2 separate regions of the Homo sapiens genome follow, and region 2 is linked to region 1. Evidence: chromatin contacts called from ENCODE Hi-C or POLR2A ChIA-PET data. All regions are on one chromosome and are shown on one strand. Each heading gives the region's core, a stretch centred on a gene start or an enhancer-like site at or near the end of the contact. The rest is flanking DNA. Distances are from core to core; before and after follow the strand shown.

Region 1 (3,927 bases), core at 397-2,896:
TGCATTGGAATCACTCAGTGCACCCCTCCTCCCGCCGCAAGACAGCCACTCTGCCAGGCCGGGGTGGATGCTGATGCTGTGGCCATGGGTCCTGTTCCTCAGTGTGTGGGGACAACAAAAGGGGAGGGAAGGGCTGAGAAGAATACTATTTTCAAGGAAGAAAAATGGATCACTCAGAAAATGTACTCTGTGATATGGGTACTGTTAGAGTTCATAGTCCCAGGGCCAAGTGGGTCCCTAGTTGGCAGGTGTATGGAACAAATTGTTTTGTTGGGGTTTTGAGGGGTAGCAGAGTCAGTGGGAAAAATTCTGTGCCATCCTTTTTTTTTTTTTTGAGATGGAGTCTCACTCTGTCATCCAAGCTGGAGTGCAGTGGTGCGATCTCGGCTCACTGCAACCTCCACCTCCTGGGTTCAAGCGGTTCTCCTGCCTCAGCCTCCTGAATAGCTGGGACTAGAGGCATATGCCACCATGTCCGGCTAATTTTTAAATTTTTAGTAGAGATGGGGTTTCACCATATTGGCCAGGCTGGTCTCAAACTCCTGACCTCGTGGTCTGCCCATCTTGGCCTCCCAAAGTGCTGGGATTACAGGCGTGAACCACCGCGCCCAGCCGCTATAACTTTTAACAATTCCCATATGTCCTTTATTCCACTAAGATGAGTGCAGTATATATTTCCATCTGTCCAAGGCTTCCTAAATGTAGCCAAGGCCAAGCCAACACCAGTCACATGATCAAAATCAAAGGGCATTTGGGGAATCCAGGCTGTGATTCAGGGAAGTTCCAAGTGTCTGATGAAGTGTTTGTTTTACATCTTTGTGTCCCTTGCAGGTCTAGCACTGTGCTATGTAGGTAACATGTGCTCCATTAAATGTGAATTAAACTAAGTTTTCTACAAACATTGTGTTTTGGTTCCAGGTGTTTGATTTTGAATTAACACAGCACGATATGGATAACATCCTCAGCCTAAACAGGAATCTCCGACTGGCCATGTTCCCCATGTAAATATGGCTCCTTCTTTTTAAAACAGAGGGAAGAATATACAGATTGAATGATTGGTGTCTGAATAGGTATTTATCATACACATTTTAGATTAATTAAACTTTCTCATTATAATTCTTTCCTGTTTGAAGATGAGCCACTGAATGAAGCTAATTTCATGCACTGGGGAGTTTAAAAGTATATACCATTTAAAATGTTTCTCTTAAAAAATAATCATTCTTTGTTCCTATTTTTGATTTGTTTTTCTGTTTTTCAGAACTAAAAATCACAAAGACTATCCTTTCCACATAGAATACTGAGGACGCTTCCCCTTCCTTGTTTCTGCTCAGCCCAGATGCACAGACACTATTGGCAATGTTGACCCTCCTCTGTCATCACAGCGCCAGGGCAGCTGTGCCTGGGACAGGAGCCACACAGTCAGAGGGGGATGTAAGAGCCACCTTCTCTGACAAATCTGGAGAATTGAGTGTGTTCTAAGTGAAGGCAATGGGGTTTCTCCAAGACAGCCTGTGTGGCCTCTACTCTGAACAAATACACTGATGAGTCATCAGTGAAATTTGCCTTCACATTTTAAGAAAACTTTATCTTATGGAGTTATTTAAGCCATCTACAGAGCTGAGGAAACAGTGTAATGTGTCTCTGCCCCATTGCGCAGCTCCACCCATTGTGCCCCAGGCCAGCCCGCGTCACCTACACTTCCTTCTGTGCCCTGCCAGTGACCCCCAGGTTATTCTAAAGCAGAGTCCTTCCCTTCCCCCAGTGAGAAGGAAAATGGGATAAGTCTGGGACACTGTTTCAGTTCAATAAAGAGGCTTTTTTCTTCCTTAAAAATCTGAATTTTAATTTCTTTTTTTTTTTTTTTTTGAGACAGAGTCTCACTATGTCACCCAGGCTGGAGTATAGTCAAGTGATCTCAGCTCACTGCAACCTCCGCCTCCTGGGCTTAAGTGATCCTCCTGCCTCAGCCCCCCAAGTAGCTGGTTAATTCCTAAATACTAGTTTTTAATACGGTCTTCTGATAAGTCAGATTATACCTGGGGAACCCCCATAGCGGAGATGAAATACAGCTCACTTTCTCACATCTGCTCATTCAGCCTGTTTAGATTCATGTATCAGAAGGAGGCCCTGCAGAGCATGGTGTTCACGCCCAGGCGTTGGTAGAGGGTGTGGGTTAATGGACTTCCTGTGGTCCAGACGCCATGATCCCTGTCTTTGCTGTCTGCTCAGTGAATCTGGCCTAGCTCCTGTGCCCTGGGATTCATACCGGATCTCCAGGGATATAACTTCTCAACTCACAGGCCCTTGGCTCCTATTCAAAATGAGTTAAGCCAGAAAGAAATTGATGTCTACTCCATGGTCTCTTCCCGCTTCTTGTGTCCCCCACATCAGCCTCCAAACAAGCCTCTCATTTCCTCCTCCCTCTGCATCAGGTTCAGGGAAGATATGGAGGTGTTGCCCAGTGGCTGAAGGGGACTGTTTGGGGACAGTTCCCCTCCACATCACTTCCCATTTTCACTCTATCACAAGCAGGCCAGCTGAGTCAGAGGTGTGGGTTCTGCAGATAAAAGTTGTGCTTTTCTAGCTCTGTGATCCTGAGCAGACTGCCTCACCTCCCAGCCTTCAGTGTCCTTGTCCACTCAGTGGAGGAATTGCAGCACCTCCCGGTTGTGGAGACAGCATCTGGCCCAAGTTATGTTCTAGGAAGAATGCATTGTTACTGCGACCAGTATCATTGCCATTGCCTCATTCCTCAGTTTCTCATCCACCTCCCTGCCCAGCCTTCCAGATGTGCAGGGATGTGTAGAAACCTTCTAGCTTGGCCTCAAGAGAGGACTTTGCTGCGGGTGTCACCAAAACGAAAAGACATGACTGGTGCAAGAGCTTCATGGGAGCCTCGCCCTAGTGGGGGTAGGATTGAGGGTGGGGTGTCATGGTTTGACCAAATTTCCAGGGAGAGTTTAATCAGAAGACTGTTTACAAAGGACTGAGGAAATGGGAGAGTCTCTTGACCTTCCTACGATCAGGCCCTGTCCACCACCATGGACCTTTAATTTTTCCATGTTCGTGACTCCTTATCATTCATTAGCTGTGTGACTTTGTGCAAATTACTTAACCTTTTAAACCTTTAAACTCTTTGTCACTGTCTACCTAGAGGTGTTAGGATTCAGTGGCATAGTGCCATGCAGCAGGTGACACAGTCATCTGCATGTAGCACTCTTGTGAACACATGCGTGTGTAGGTGTGTGACTTGTATTTTATCTCCCACAGAGTCAAAAATCTAACTGCTATTTTGTGAATTTTCCTTGTCACTTATACTTAAACCATTGTTCATTGACCTTAAAAGTAGAGAGTAGAATGGTGGTTACCAGAGGCTGGGGAGGGCAGGGGTGGATGGCTGATGAGGAGAGGTTGGTCAGCAAGGACACAGTTGCAGTTGGGAGGAATGAGTCTCAGCGCTCCATTGCACAGTAGCGTGAGTTGGTTAACAGTAATACGTCAGGTGTCTCACGATAGCTGGCCAATGAGGATCCACTACGTTATTTGCATTTCATGGATTTACTTCCAGCCGGCATGAAAACTGAGTGAAGCTGGCCACCAGGTGGCGCTGGGAAGCACTTAATGGTCCAGTGCATCTGCGGCTCTTAACAGGAGATGGCAGCCTTTTACTGTCTTTGATTTTAAGACCTCTTCAACTTTGTACAATCACAGTGAGGAAGGAAACAATGGATAGCAAAAATAGGCAAACACTGGGCAACTGCAAAGCTTAAAAAGTTTCACAGAAGTTACGCAGCCTCGTTCTTGAGCAGTATTTCCCAGTTCCCTTTTCAGATGGTAATTGATAACCCGGCCCCTCTTGTCTGTTCATTCTGAGTGGAGCTGACAAGCCCTCCCCTTCTTTGGTTCCCTGCTTTTCTCTAGGGAATG
Region 2 (3,927 bases), core at 853-3,352, 160 kb after region 1:
AAGTCATATAGAGGTATAAAGACCTCTCGTAAAGGTAGGTGTATGAAAAACGTGGAAACATGTATTTGTGAAATTTGCTTTTACTTTCATTTTCTTCAAGATTTACATTACAATAAGAATAACTTTCTGTTAACATGTACACCATATATAAAGTTGTAATTAGTGACATCAATAATGTGAAGCAGAAACGTACCTGTGGAAAAGAAGTTTCTGTATGGAACTGAAGTTAAATTCACATTGATTTCAGAGTGGATGGTATAACTATAGGATGCAGTATGTCATTCCAATGGTAACTACAGAGAAAATAATTACAGATTATGCACAAGAGAAATTGAAACGGGAATCCAGATTTTAGCAAAGAATCATAGAAACCCCAAAATATTGTTAGTTGAGGATATAAAGGAGAAAAAGCTGCAGACATAAATTTCAGGTCTTTCTTACATACAAAATCCAATCAGTTTACCTCAAGAGTCTCTAAAGCCTTATCAGGTTTAGAATCAACTTAAATGTCTAAAATGCAAAGATTTATCTGAGATCCAAGAAAAATTTCTACCGGCTATGAGCCTGTAAAATCAAAAACAAGTTATTTCCTTCCAAATTACAATGGTTTTATAGGCAGTGGTTGAACAATCTCATTTCAAAAGGGAAATGTCAGCTTAAAGAGAAGAGGAAGAGGCTTCATGCAAGTCATAAAGCCGACAGGGCAGAAATTAAATCTTAAAGCTGCAAAATCAACTTCCTTGACTCTATATTCTTCATTCTGGGCACACTGGTGACAGGGGTAGGCTTCTGGGGGCTTTGGGAAGCACTGTACCTGTGGCTTTGCAGGGTGCAGCCCACATGGCTGCTCTCACAGTTTGGAGTTTAATGCCCATGGCTTTTCCAGGCTGAAGTTGCAAGCGGCTGATAGATTTATAATTCTGGAATTTTGAGGGGTAAGGCCTTTCTCCCACAGCTTTGCTACACAGTGCACCCATGGAGACCCCCTGCAGAGCTCCAACCACATATTAGTGCTCAACATTGCCTAAATAAAAGCTTTATGTTGGGGCTCCAGACCCTGAGCAGGTTTCTTTCTGGGCATCCAGGATTCCTGACACATTGTCTGAAATCTAGGTGGCAAGTGCCAAGCCTCAACCACTCTTGTGCCCCAGAGGACTCAGGCCCAAAGCTCCCCTCCTCTGCTTGTCACTCTCTACTCATCATTTCCTCCAGTGACCAAGTGTGTGTCATGCACCTTGCCAAGGCTCAAGGGGTACCTTGTACATGGGGGCTTCTGCCTGACTAGTGTGGGTCGTGGAGTCGCTAAGAACTAAAACTTTCCACAGCTTGTTTACAATCTGGTGGAAAGAAACTGATCTCAGGAGACCACAGGAATTCTCAGTCCTATAGGTGAGGGAGAGGGAGAGGAATATGAGGAAAGGGAGATGGGAAGAGGGAGGAAAGCAGATGGAAGATGGAAGATCAGGGAGGACAGAAGTGGGATGTCCTTGAGTCATACATAAAGAACACTCATGTGCCTCAAGTAAATAAATGATCCTAATTTCTTCTCACTATTTTTTCTGAACAAGTGTTACAGTTTGCAAAGAACTCCGAATATTTTCTCAACAAATACATATTGATATGATACTTTAAACAAAATGATGTTTGCCAGCACTGTTTGTCCTGAGATTTCCTGTTTGGTTGACTCAATTCTCTGGGGTGAAGAGGTTCTATGTGAACAAAAAGGGGTACACTTGAGCCTCACAGAGGTTTGTGGGTGAAGTCATGTCTGTGAGAGGCTGTGGAAGCTCACAGTTAGCCTGCATTGCTGTGGAAAATGGTGGGATGCCAAAAGCCGTGCAGGAGGAAAAAGGAAGAGCTGGGAGGCTGTGGAGGAGGCTGAGGTACTGCTGATGCCATGGAGAAAATTTTGGGGAAAAGACAGAGATGCCTAAAGCAATATGTAGGAAGTTTTAATTATGACATTAGTTGAAATTTCACAACCCATGAAATTTAAAGTAAATTCCACCTTGCTCAGTTTTTTCAGAGTGAACTCTGTTTGAAGAAACAACTGTGTCACCAATGTTGACTCTGGATGAGTGACAATTGCACCGAGCACTTTTTGAGACGTCTGCCTTGTCTGCACTGTTTGTTATTTTACTATTGCTCAATACTATTGTTCACCCCTCAAGCTCCTGGGGTTGATGCAGTCAGGGTGACTCAGCAGCTTGCACACCTTGCGACCACTCCTAGATAGGTCAACAAGCAGGGGAGGTTGTAAAGAGAAAAGTATTAATATTATAGTTGTTTTGGTTAGCATAAAACCAGGTGAGAAAAAACTATTTCTGAATGGTTTAAACTCCATGTGATATGGACAGGAGACAGGGAAATACTGGGTAGAAGAGGGTGGTTTCCCAGCAAAGGCCCCCACCTTTAAGCCTGGATACTCGTGCCCCTAAATGAGAACAGGCATTTCTGTTTTCACGCCCCCAAAATTTGCCTTTTGGCCCACCACACCTCCATTCTGCCCTTATATAAACCCCCAAAGCCTAAGTTCCTGGGCAGACCAGCAGGTGAGGAGACAAGGAGGCAACCAGATGGACGGCAGAACAATGACACACAGAAAGAGAGAAGAGGAGGGACATTGGACACTGAAAGGAATTTGGCCTAGGAGGATTGGAGAAGAGTCCGGCCACTGGGCAGCCTGACTCCAAGGAAAGATCACCTTCCTACTCATTCCCCCATTCCGGCTCCCCATCCATCTTGCTGAGAGCTGCCTCCACCACTCAATAAAATCTTGCCCTCATCCTTTGAGCCCACATGTGATCTGACTCTTCTGGGATGCCTGGCAAGAGCTTGGGATATAGAAAGCTGTCACACTGGCCCTCTGCCTTTGAGATAAGTCAGAGGGTCCATGGAGCTGCAGACTCAAGCCGTCTGCAGATGGCAAAGCTGAAAGAGCTTTACAACACTGTGGTTGCAGGCACCCACCACTAGACACTACCATGGAGCCAGAGCCCAAAGCGCTCGCCCTGGCCTGTGCACCTGCCCATCTCCATGCTCCCCCTCCCTCAAGCAGTTTGAACCGGTGAGCCACACCCCTGTCGCAAGTCCTGCAAGGGGAATCAGGAAACTGTCTCATTTCACATACAAATCTGTTAGCACCATGTGAAGAAGTCTGAGGAATGGTAAGCTCTCGGGGTCGCCCAGGAGAGTCTGTAACTTCTCTCATCTTTTCCTGACTCTTCTTCCTCTGTGTATTGATGTCATCCTCAGGCTGGGTGGAGGCTGCTGCAGCAATTTGAGAACTCCCAGGGCAACAGGACAAGAGCCACTTGAAGAAGAGGGGCTGCCACATCTTAAGCGCTTCTTTCTAGATGTGAGAGAAACCTTCTCAGAAGCCCTCGGCACACTCCCTCTCATGCGGCGTTGGCTAGGGCTGGGTTGCAGCACTCTTCCCACTGTAGTTCATGCCAAGGGCAAGGGAATAAACATGAGTGACCTTAGCAAAGCTTTTATAGCAAAATTCATGTTGATGATAAGGCAATCCTAACCCCTAAAACCGTAATGAAAAATTGATATTTTCAAAAAGTTAGACGTGCAACCTTGCTTATACCTCAAAATAGCTTTGCAAGCTTTTAAAACAACTGGAAATAAATCAAAGTCTTAATTAAATATAAGACCTGAGACTATCAAGTGCTAGAAGAAAATCTAAGGTAAACTTATTGGGGCAAAAAATTCCTAAGTAGGTCTCAGCAAGGAACTCAGACTAAGATTTCAAAAACACAAATGAGAGAATAGGAAGAGATGCATATGACTTAATTAGACCAATAAGCTTCTGTAAAGCAAAAAAAAAAAAAATCAACAGAGAACAGATGACCTACACAATTGGGAAAAATAATTGCAAATTGTGAATCTAATAGGGCACTGATATCCAAAATTTATAAG

What was found. Hi-C counts contacts between places; a loop is a spot of excess contacts on that map. ChIA-PET counts read pairs that join two places held with the same protein, here RNA polymerase II (POLR2A). Pooled maps may share reads with other maps.
Region 2: a loop to region 1 is called in a pooled map of right lobe of liver, with 3 times the contacts of the local background. The contact joins two enhancer-like sites. A Hi-C loop is called at or near these places in 1 of 168 maps with a recorded cell type or tissue (PC-3) and 6 of 50 pooled maps. POLR2A ChIA-PET finds 5 or more read pairs at or near these places in 2 of 52 experiments (MCF 10A and activated CD4-positive, alpha-beta T cell).

Annotation. Positions count from the first base shown.
Region 1 is chr10:4,846,230-4,850,156 of GRCh38, forward strand. AKR1E2 (aldo-keto reductase family 1 member E2) reads left to right here. Exons shown (of 10, transcript NM_001040177.3): 9 at 919-1,001; 10 at 1,259-1,833. The coding sequence ends at 1,301. Among named protein-coding and RNA genes, the nearest start is that of AKR1E2, 22 kb to the left of the region's middle. RefSeq lists an enhancer at 3,468-3,762. Within about 2 kb of position 1,647, at least 4 of the 41 ENCODE cell types and tissues checked have a DNase peak (open chromatin) inside an H3K27ac peak, as active enhancers do.
Region 2 is chr10:5,007,214-5,011,140 of GRCh38, forward strand. It overlaps a transcript of AKR1C2 not described here. Among named protein-coding and RNA genes, the nearest start is that of AKR1C2, 5.3 kb to the left of the region's middle. Within about 2 kb of position 2,103, at least 2 of the 41 ENCODE cell types and tissues checked have a DNase peak (open chromatin) inside an H3K27ac peak, as active enhancers do.